Regions from separate parts of the Mus musculus genome. Here region 1 is linked to region 2. Evidence: chromatin loops called from intact Hi-C (ENCODE). Cell type or tissue: heart. All regions are shown on one strand. Links, peaks and the distances in the headings refer to the core of each region. The heading gives the core; the rest is flanking DNA.

What was found. Hi-C counts contacts between places; a loop is a spot of excess contacts. Peaks named below come from ENCODE experiments on the same cell type or tissue, not always from the same donor. Only the 100,000 strongest peaks of a DNase experiment are listed, where the experiment ranks them.
Region 1: it touches region 2 in a loop (6-fold over the local background); 6 of 42 quality-filtered maps call a loop at or near these places.

What each region holds. Positions count from the first base shown.
Region 1 is chr17:44,237,895-44,243,265 of GRCm38, forward strand. Clic5 (chloride intracellular channel 5) reads left to right here. Exons shown (of 6, transcript NM_172621.2): 3 at 4,140-4,265. Among named protein-coding and RNA genes, the nearest start is that of Clic5, 52 kb to the left of the region's middle. In heart, for the core only: a CTCF peak has its summit at 3,029 (motif pointing right); DNase peaks (open chromatin) are centred at 1,337 and 1,727; H3K4me3 peaks cover 929 bases; H3K27ac peaks cover 1,866 bases.
Region 2 is chr17:44,186,450-44,191,820 of GRCm38, forward strand. It overlaps Clic5 (chloride intracellular channel 5), which reads left to right and starts at 2,123. Exons shown (of 6, transcript NM_172621.2): 1 at 2,123-2,512. The coding sequence starts at 2,450. In heart, for the core only: a CTCF peak has its summit at 2,233 (motif pointing left); DNase peaks (open chromatin) are centred at 2,202, 2,542 and 3,462; H3K4me3 peaks cover 2,480 bases; H3K27ac peaks cover 1,582 bases; H3K27me3 peaks cover 1,445 bases.

The DNA of each region.
Region 1 (5,371 bases), core at 303-5,302, 51 kb after region 2:
TGGCGGCTAACAGTGTCCAGCAAAGCTTGGCCACGTCCTCCAGCCCATGGTGGAAAGGCTTCCAAAACAGCCTACTCTGTTCAGGTCTAATGCTCCTCCCTGGGTCCCATCTGCCCTCGGGGCTGCTCTTGTTCCCAGAAGCTCCTGGTAAGAGGCTTCTTCTACATTCGTCAGGCTTCTCCTCCTCGTTCCTCGGAACTTGAGAATCTCCTGCCTCTAGGCTCAGTTTCAGTCCCAACTTCTTGGGAAGGCCTCTGTAACCCATCACTGTCCGGAGTGGCCTCCCTTGAAACTCACCTAGGTCCGATCTGAGCTTCCTCAGGCGGAGTCATCCTTTAGTGCCTTACCTCGTCGTAACATCTACAACTCCAATGCTTCCTAACTGCTGATGGCTTTCCCCTGCAAAATCCCGTGATAGGTACTTCATAAGGGAAATTCCAGCATTCTATATTAGACAAGGAAGCCGAGCAGACCCACTGAGGTCTCCTACCAGCTGGAAATAGAGGGGCTGCTGCTAAGATCCTAGTGTCTGGCACAGTAAGGGAGCATGTACCTCCCATGCAGCCTGTGTCTGTAACAACTAAAACGAGCAGGATCCCAGAGCCTGGGCAAGGAGCTTCCTTTCCGAGAGACCAGAGTCTTTAGATTCTCATCCGTAGGAGAGAACTCTCACTAGAGTTCCAAGCTGGAGCTCAGGCAGGGGACGGAGTCTCTCGGGCATCTTAAGGATGCTTCTGCTTCTCTCACACACATTATCAGACCCAGTCCTGCCGACATCCCTCTAAGGCTGCCTTGGTGGTCACCTTTGTTTACAGCACTATCCGCACGCACACAAATACTAATTCCTATGAAAACTGATCTTATCCCAGTTTTTAATCCGAGAGAGTGCTGTTAGGGGTTTAAAGAGGTGGGCCATGGGTTTATGTTTAGGATTCTACTTGGCTTGCTGCACGAACTTGAAACCCGGCGCCCCTCATGGAGCTGTGAATCAGGGAGCTAAAGAAAGGATGAGGCCCGTGAAATAATTCACAAATCCAATCTGGAGACATGGAATTCTGTAATTTCAATTCCAACTGCGGGGGTGGGAGCTGACTGAGAGAGGAAGGGGTGGCGCTGGCCAGCATGCTTTTGACAATGCCCAGCTTCAGGAGCCAGAAGTGGCATGTCCCAAAGGTGTCAGAACCTAGCAGCCAAAGTACCCCCAGGATCCCAGAAACGAAACCACACTGCTGCCCCGTCACAAACAAAACCACACTGCTGCCCCGTCAACAGACTAACAGACCGCTGTGTCTTTAAGCCACAGTAACTGCTCCAAAATAAGACCAGAGAGGACTTCCTTCCTGGCCAGTGTCAGTTACAAAACAGGAGCAGCCTGCAAAGAATGTCCTCTCTTTATGTGAGGGGAGGGACGCACACTGAGTCAACAAGGAACTAAGTAAATTAGTCTCAGTTGTTTGAGTGTCACAGAAGGAGGCTGGAGAGCAAGCAGCCTGTTGGGAGTGACTTGGGAGCTGTCACTGGAATTCTTGTCGTCCCCTCCCTAGCTGATTAGACCAGGAATTTGTCTCCTCACAGAAGCCTCTGCCCCCTCTCGTTGACATTTTACAGTTTCTCCATCTCATATTTTCTGCTCCAGTGGCCACAAAGAATGTTGCAAACTCAGAGAATGGAAACTCCCATGGCTGCCCTGAGACTCCTGCGTGAGCCCTACCCTGTTTCCTCAGTACAGCCGGGAGTCTCCACTTCCTGTTGCTAAGCCACACCCCCACCCCACCCCGTCCCCTCCTTCCTTGATACTGGCTCAGGAATTTGACCACCTGGCAGGAGGGATTTTAGAAGCACACCACATCACTGGCACTAACAGACGCAATGTCCTTCTTGCGTTCTTGACGTACCTTCCCTGTGGCACTCAATATACTAAGTATCCAGCACCGACAGGGACCACACCAGGCACTGTTGAGGGCTGAGTCTAGAAAGTTCGATTGATTACTCCTTGTTCATTCATTGGATGCATGCTCCACATTGCTGTACTCTTCCCTAACATCTTCCCCTGCCTCTCTGGATCACGAGGACCTCAGCATCTCCCTCTCCCTGATGCATGCAGTGTCTCCTGTGTGCGCTGCAAAGGTGGTGAGGTTCCCGACACTGGGTTATCTTAGATTTAAGAGTGACTGCGAGCAGCATAGCAAGATACCTTTCTTGTTTATGCTTTGGTATGGAGTCCGGGATGGAACCAGGGCTTCACACATACTAGGCAAGGGCTTGCTATTTCAAACCGGCTCCCTCTTCGTACTTTCTGTTTTGATATAGATCTTGCGAACTTTCCCAGACTAAACCTGAGTTCACTCTGGGAGTCCAGGCTGGCCTTGAACTTGAGCTCTTTCTGCCTCAGCTCACTTGTCTAGTTGGGACAAGCGGGCCTGTATTCTCTCTTCAGAAGGACTGAGTTTGGCAAGGTAGCCTTCATCTATAAGGTTTTACTGGTCCCGGGAAAACCTGAGACAAAAGGAAACTGCTTTCCTCAACATGAGTCATTGTGTTTACTCAAGTCCTACTAGATAAATGAAGTTGTGACTCCTTGGAATTGGATTATTTATAACTATAAGTACCCCTTAAGTGCCCTCAATCTTTATTGTAAAAGATTCCATTTCTGACTGGGGAGATCTTCAATTTACATATATTAAATTAATTTTAAAAATCTTTCACAAAACAACTAAGTTTTAGTAAAATTAAAATCATAATGGTTATATTTTTTAAAAATGTGTGCTCAAATTAAGATTAAAAACAGTAAATGGTGAAGTATGTTGGATTATTAACTGGTTTCCTGTAGGATAGCTGCCTACTGGTCCCTGGCATTCATTGAAAAGCACAAACTTTCATAATTGGGTTGGAGTTTTTTCAATATCAGACCAACTTTTGAGTTCTAATTTCACAGTTAAAGTTAACCCTTTTTAAATTTAATTTTTTATTATACATGTGTGGCTGATTTGCCTGCATGTGTGTCTGTTCACTGTGTGTGTGCAGTACCTGAAGGGGCCAGAAGAGGGCATCAGTCCTCCTGCAACTGGATTTACAGGCAATTCTGAGCTGTTAGCTGCCTTGTGGGTTTTGGAAACTGAATGTAGGTGTTGGGAACTCTTTGTCTGTTTGATTAATTTCCGAGACGGTATTCTAGTCTGTAGCCCAAGCTGGTATCACAATGGTAGCAATCCCCCTGCTCCAGCCTTCCAAGCTCTGGGATAACAGGAATGGATGGACCACCAAGCCCAGCTCATAGTTCTTGATGTAGAACCCTTAGCCATAGCCTCCCTGATGTTTCCTGATCTGCAATATTGAACGTAGGCCTCTGGACCTAACCCCATGAGTTTTCACCAGGGTCCATTGGTTAAACAGCAATAATGCTCCTTGAACACACTGACTTCATCCAACAGTCTGGTTTTCAATTACTAGTTCCCTCTCTCATGGATCCTCCATGCCAGGGATCATTTAGAGGCAAATTATATGTGTGTATATTTGTGAAGTCTAGGAAGAGATTGAACAATATTAGATGTTAATTGCTACATATTAAAATGTATGTTACTCAGAATGGGAGCATTGGAACTTGAAGAAGTCCCCAAAACACACACACACACACACACACACACACACACACACACACACATGCATATAGTAATATAGTATTCAAATACATTTAGGATCCAATGTGTTACTTATTTTTGTTTGTGGAGGCCAGTTAACCGCTGAGCCATTTCTTCAGCCCCGCTGTGTTAATTTGTCAAGCCTGGAATTGTGTGTTTTGTTGGAATAATTAGTAAGAGGGCATTTGGAAGCACAGTCCTGTGCAGTTAAAGCCGGGAGCTAATTTAGACGGTCACCATGATCCTCTCCGGGCTTTTCAGTTGTGTTCAGCTTCCACTTGTGAGTTACTTCTGCCATTTTCTTCCTGTGGATGAGTTTTCGGTTTCACACCACAGGCCCACAGAGCTCTATCCAGCTCCTACTGTCTCACACCTAGTACCACAAATCTGGTTATGCTACAAGCATGTTGATTAACCCCAGACCAGAGTTCATGCCATAGGCTTCTCAGAACCAGAGGGACAATGGTTCACACCATCACTGGAATCTTACTCTCTCCACAGAAAGCCAGCCGATCTACACAACCTGGCTCCTGGCACGCACCCGCCCTTCCTGACCTTCAATGGGGATGTGAAGACAGATGTCAACAAGATTGAAGAGTTCCTGGAGGAGACCCTAACCCCCGAGAAGTAATGAGCTGGTTCTTTACAGACCTATGGACAGGGAGAGAGTTAGCTGTGGGAAGGTAGATTTCCAGTGGGGCTGCTTCAGTTTGAGGTTAGCAAAATGGAATGCCAATCTCAGAGTGGGTGCATTAAGGCAAGTTACCCATAGGTATTGCCAGTCAGTTCCTACAGAGTGCCTTTAGGGGACCTGGGAAGATCTCCCTCTCTCCCCTCCCCCTCCCCCTCCCTCTCCCCCTCCCCCTTCTCCTCCCCTCCTCCTCTCTCTTCCCGTCCATCTTTCCCTCTCCTCCATCTTTCCCTCTCCCTCCCCCTCCCCTCCCCTCCCCCTCCATCTTTCCTTCTCCCTTCCCCCCTCTCTCCCCACCAGCCTTATTCTCCTGAAAAGCTCAAGATTGTGCAAACTTCTTCATCTTCAGTAGAAGGGATAAAAGGCTGATGTAATGATGACAAACCAGGAAACTGAGACCACACCAGGAGCCATAAGTCTGAGCAAGCCACATACATACATACATACATACATACATACATACATACATACAAATACAGATTGGGACTGGCAGGTGTAGGAGCTGAGAGTTCTCACGGGGGCAGATTAGCTATTGCTGATACAAGAGGAGGTAAGAGACATAGTCTAAAAGATGGCCGAGTCTGGGGTCATTAATTGCAGAATACAGTAATCAGAGATGAAAACAATCCTACCTCGTTGTTACACTGGAAACCCCGGCGTTCCTGACAGAGTCAGGCATGAGCTCAGTGCTGCAGGGTCGCCACGGAAGGATCTTCAGCTGTAAGATCTGTAAGCTGGGCCGTTGTCAGCTGTAAGACTTTCCCTGGCTGCTGGGAAGGGAAGCCGTGTAAAAGGGTTGGGGATACGGCTCGGTTGGTGCAATCCTGTCACACGAGAAGCCCTGAGTTCCTGCCCCAAGGACATGCCTGCATTCTCAGGAAGGGAAGCAGAGTTAGAATACAATCATTTTTTCTGTGTTTCTCTCAAAGTTCTGTTTACCTGTCAGCAAATGTTGCTCCTGGGCTGTGTCAGGCGCTGAGCTCTGTGAGGCACATCACACTCTCACCAGCTCTGGTACCTGGGAGAAAGGGCTGTCCTTATC
Region 2 (5,371 bases), core at 303-5,302:
CCTGGTGTCTCCTCACATCACTAGAAAAGTAACTAAGGCAATTCCCTTTGAGAGGATGGCCCCAGTGGCCCAACTGTCTCCTACTGCTAGGTCCCGCCTCTTAGAGGTTCCAATGGTGTCATGGCTGGATCCAAGTCTTTAGGACATGGGCAACTGGCAGACAGTTCAAATCCAAACTCAGACCCATATCCTACATCTTCCTCATTCATGTGACACCCTTGCAGTTCCTCCCTTCTGTTACTGCCTCACTGAAGTGGATTTTAATTTCAAAGATTACAACCAGACCTGCACTTCTCTCAGTGTAGTGTTCACAAAGTGAAAAAAAAAATCAGTTAGTTGAGTTAGTTGAGTAGTTGCTGAAGTATCAATTATCTGTATCCAAATTCTGACTCTACCATTTCCTGGGTTGAGGAATAGAGTCAAGTTTCTTAAGTACTCCATGCTTCAGTTTCTTTACTTTTATAAAGCCAGGCTAATAGCACCATTTAAAATGATTAAAACACCTTTGATTGCTTTCTCTATTTTGTATGGACACAAGGTCTTTCACCTGAACCCAGAATCTGCTTAGTCTCCACCTCCAGAGGCCTGGGAGCCGAGCCAAGCCACCAAGCCTGCCCAATTGAGTTGATGGAGTTCCCAGCTCAAGGCCTCTTGCTTGCCTGACATGCACTTCACATCCGGAGCATCTCCCCAGCTCTGCAACTACTTGTAAAAAAGAAATAAGAGGTGGGAATGTGGGGGCAGGGGAGGAAAGAACTTCAGAAAAGCATGAGAGAATATTTATCAAGAACCTTCTTATATTCCGTGATTTAACAACACCTCTACCAAAGTCTATATCTATGGGAAATGTGTCCAATGCCATTATGGTTGAAAGAAACCAGCGTTAGTAGCTTCAACCTACCAACCCTAACTCTCACTTTAGACTATTTCAAGTCTGAGTCATGGTTACCTTGGGTGAGTGGAAAAGCAGAAGAAAAAAAAAAGAGCAAGAAGTCAATATTTTATTCCTTCATCTAGTGCTGGTAGCAGCTGGTGAAAATACATTGAGCTATGCTTACAGGATGTGAGCACAGTATATCTGTATCATAGTTCTGAAAGAAAGAAGGAAAGAAAGGAAGAAAGGGAAAGAGGAAGAGGAAGAGAAAGAGAAAGAGAAAGAAAGAGGAAGAGGAAGAGGAAGAGAAAGAGAAAGAGAAAGAGAAAGAGAAAGAGAAAGAGAAAGAGAAAGAGAAAGAGAAAGAGAAAGAGAAAGAGAAAGAGAAAGAGAAAGAGAAAGCTGGATGTGGTGACCTACACCTGTAAGCAGCACTTAGAAGGTTTTGAGATAGGAGAATGAGGAATTCCAAACCAGTCTCAGTTACATAGTGAGTTTAAGGCCAAAGCCAGCCTATGCTATAGAATTCTCTCTCTCTCTCTCTCTCTCTCTCTCTCTCTCTCTCTCTCTCTGTCTCTGTCTCTCTCTCTCTGAGAGAGAGAGAGAGAGACAGAGACAGAGACAGAATCAGAGACAGAATCAGAGACAGAATCAGAGACAGAATCAGAGACAGAGGCAGAGAGAGAAGGAGGAGCAGGACCAGGAAGAGGAGAAGGAGGTGAGGGGAGACAGGGAGGAGGGAGAGAGAGAGAATAAGAAAGCAGAGGAGAATAAAACCAAGCAAGGGAATGAAAACCCCACAAAGTTGAAAGCTGCAGATCTCTGACTCCAGCACCTTACTGGTTGGCTCACCCCTCAGCCTCTCCCCTGCTCCTGGCCCACTCCCTCTCCACTTGCACAGAGCAAAAATGGCAAGCTCAGCGAATTCAGGATCTTTTCTTCGCTCCACGCTATTGTAAGTGCGTGATTTTGATGGACTAACTGAACCTCTTCATTAAAAAACAAAAATTTAAAAATAAAAAAAAAAAACAAACCTTGAAAATCATCTTCTGTACACCACTCTTTCTGTCCCTCATGACCTTCAGAACATTCTTAGCTCTGTCTGAGCTCGTACACTGAGGGGTCTCCTATGTGACTGGGCCCAACGAATGCTGAGTTCCCAGGGTGTCCCCCTCCCTCCAGTCCCCGCCCGGACTGACCCCGCCCCGCGGCCGTGGTCTATTTTGGGCGCACCCGCGGCAGCGGCGCGGGATCGCTGACAGTCTCGGATCCTGTGACACCTCCCAGCAGTCAGGCACTTGTTGCTCTTGGGACCTGTTGTCAATCCCTTAGCTCGCTTTTCCTTTTAGCCCCCTGCTGGCTCTTGGAGTCCTCTCTTTCCGCGTGACACCTGGGACTCTGATCTCTCAGGCATCGCTGTCCTTGCTTGGAGAAATTGATGAGAAACTGGTAGTCTTAAAAAAAGAAAACATTAAACACCGTGCAAAAGAGAGGCCCCCGCTGTGAGCAGGAGCCTGAAGTGCTGCAGAGGTGGCGCCTCTCCGGCCCGGGACCGTGGTCCGGGGCGCCAACGGCATGACGGACTCAGCGACAACTAATGGGGACGACAGGGACCCCGAGATCGAGCTCTTCGTGAAGGTAGGTCGGCATTCGCGGGCCTCCTCCCGGGCTGGAGATGAGGAGATCTCAAGTGTCAGGACGCAGGTCCCTCTGGGACTTGAGACCCTCCCTAGGGAGCACAGTCCAGCGCCCTCCTGGTCCTGCCGGTGGCCTTTCTGCCAGGGGCTTCCGGAGAAGGGTGTGAGTTTCGATCTGGCAGGTGGCTGTCTTCTTGAAGAGTTAACCCGTAGTCTACCAAACATTGTAGGACAGGTTGCCGTCCCTCATCCTGAGCTCGGAGGGAAGAGCAGATCCTGAGCTCCAAGGGAAGGGATCTTGGCCAAGTTGAAAGATGTCTCCAGATATAGGGACAGGGGAATCTGGCTAGACTAGTAAACTTTTCTTCTTTAGCGGAGGGGGGGGGGGAGGGAGGGAGGGAGGAAGGGAGGGAGAGAGGGAGGGAGAGAGAGAGAGAGAGAGAGAGAGAGAGAGAGAGAGAGAGAGAGAGAGAGAGAGAGAGAGATCCTCTTTGGCACAACAAAAACAGCATTTTCTAGTACCCACCCTCTCTTGTTTTACTCAGAAACACTAAAATAAAAGCGAAGGCCACAAAGCTATTTTCTTGCTTTGTGACTTGTAGAGGAGAGAAAAAAATGAACACCCAGTTCCCTGCTGTTATTATCACTGTCATTATGACTCTACAGGACCGTCTCAGGTAACCAGGGGACCTGTCAGTTTCGACTTGGGCTGCAAAGCAACAGCTTCTTGCAGAACCAAATTAAGCGCCCCCCTGCTTCTTGGGCGCTCCCCTGAGCAGTAGCAGACACCAGACAGCAGCTCTAATGTTTTTTCTTTTGCAAGCTGCGGGAGACTGGAGGCCGGGTCCGCAGGTGTAGGCAGAAACATTTGATCAGCCCTCCTTGCTGGGACACTGCAGAAGCAGAACCCGGGAAACCTGAGGCGGAGGAAAGCAGCCCTGGGCTGGGCTGCAGAGTCGCCAGGACCTTGGGGGAGGGGCGAACTCTACTGCCTGATTACCTAGGGCTTTCACAAATGGGAATAAAATCCTCTAGTGCTGTTTTCCAAGAATAGAGTGCAGAGCGCTGAAAACACACTGGGTCTAAAGGTCGTGCACATAACCTGGAAGCAGAAAGGTGTTAATTTGCTTAAACCACCTGTTTCTAAACGAGTTGAATAGACTTCAGCAGAAGGGTTTAAGTTTGTGTAAACCCGAATAACAATCTTCTCTTCTCTGACACTTTTGAAACACACACACACACACACACACACACACACACACACACACACACACACACAATTCAATATACATATTGAAAGTTTAATATAGATAATCTGTTGCAACCTATTTTATGTCTACAAAGTGATGTTGCTAATCTCCAGGCAGCAGTTTTGGGTGTGCTGGCAGACCTAGGTAAGAACAAGGCTAGATCGCCTCCCAGTCTGAGCAGGATGGGGCCGTGGGGGCCTGGGTGCCCAGGCCCATAGCAGGGAGGGTGATTGGATGCTGCGTTCAGAAAACCTTGCCGCTTTCCTTGAGAGCCAGTCTTGGGCTTACTCAGGTTCCCTGGGAGTAGGAGCTTCAAGTGTCAGGTTCCCTGAGCGATATTTCAGACACAAATTGGTTCTTTTGAGCCAAAGGAGCCCTTTGCCCTGCACTAAGCGTGGAGACCAATTCTACCTGTGTCTTTGGAATTTCACGTTGGCAGCGTTCGGAGATTTTGTCTACTTGTATGAAAACGCTTACTCCACAGCCCAAGTGGCCCCCAAAAGAGTTCTAGAATGCCCGTGCTGTCACCCACCTGCTCACTTAAAGAAAAGCACATAGTAAGAGCCTTTGTGGCTCTGAGACCAGATTGATGGCAGAGATGTTTTCGATGCCCATCCTCATTTTTGAGCTTCTGGTTACTGTTATGACCACAGGGGAAACACAAAAGCTGGGTCAGCCGGGCAGCGGTGGCGCACGCCTTTAATCCTAGCACACCGGAGGCAGTGGCCGGCAGATCTCTGAGTTCCAGGCCAGCCTGGTCTACAGAGCAAGTTCCAAGACAGCCAGAGCTATACTGAGAAACCATGCCTTGAATAACCTGTGTGTGAGGTGAGGGTGCTTCTCTGAGCCTCCAATGGTGTCATTATAGAGGAGCAGGATTCTGGCTCACTTGTAGAATCAGACTTTCCCCCAAATCTGCAGGGCCTCCATTTTGGATTCCCATCGAAAGAAAGTCTCTGGCATCTGGTGTTGGGTAGCAGAGGTGTTTTCTGAAGGAGAGGATTGGTTGGTTCTTATGAAGAAACTCAGGTAGAGGATGCCCTACCCGGAGCCATGATGTGGGTCATTTTCAACAGCCTGTTAAAGACCAGCCCTCCCCTGCTCAGTACAACACTGGGTCTGCCCATCTAAACTATTGTCCTGTGAGTCTCACAGACTCGTGCTGCCCTGCCATGCACAGTACTTCTCATCTGTGTCTACTGCAGTGAGACAGCAGTGATACCTGGCAGCATCCTAGGGCACGTGAAGCGCTCATCTGTGTCTACTGCAGTAGATACACGGCAGCGTCCTAGGGCATGTGAAGTGCAGCGAGAGCTTGTCTCACTCACTGGAGCGTCCCATCTTTATTCATGAAGATTATTTCACTCCTATGTAAAATGAAGAAAACAGTTAATTATGACCCCACGGGACCTTCCAATATTATAGTCACAGCCATTGGTGAGCTGAAGTCTGCTCCCTTCCAGTAGCTCAGGAAAGAAAAAGGGGGGGGGGATTAGTGTCATGATGCCACTGAGCAAGCCTGCGCTCAAAAAGGGTGTGGGAAATGCCCTGCTCAAATGCTAAGATGCCAGTCCTTGTTCTCTTCATTTACTGGCATATCATGTAGCCCA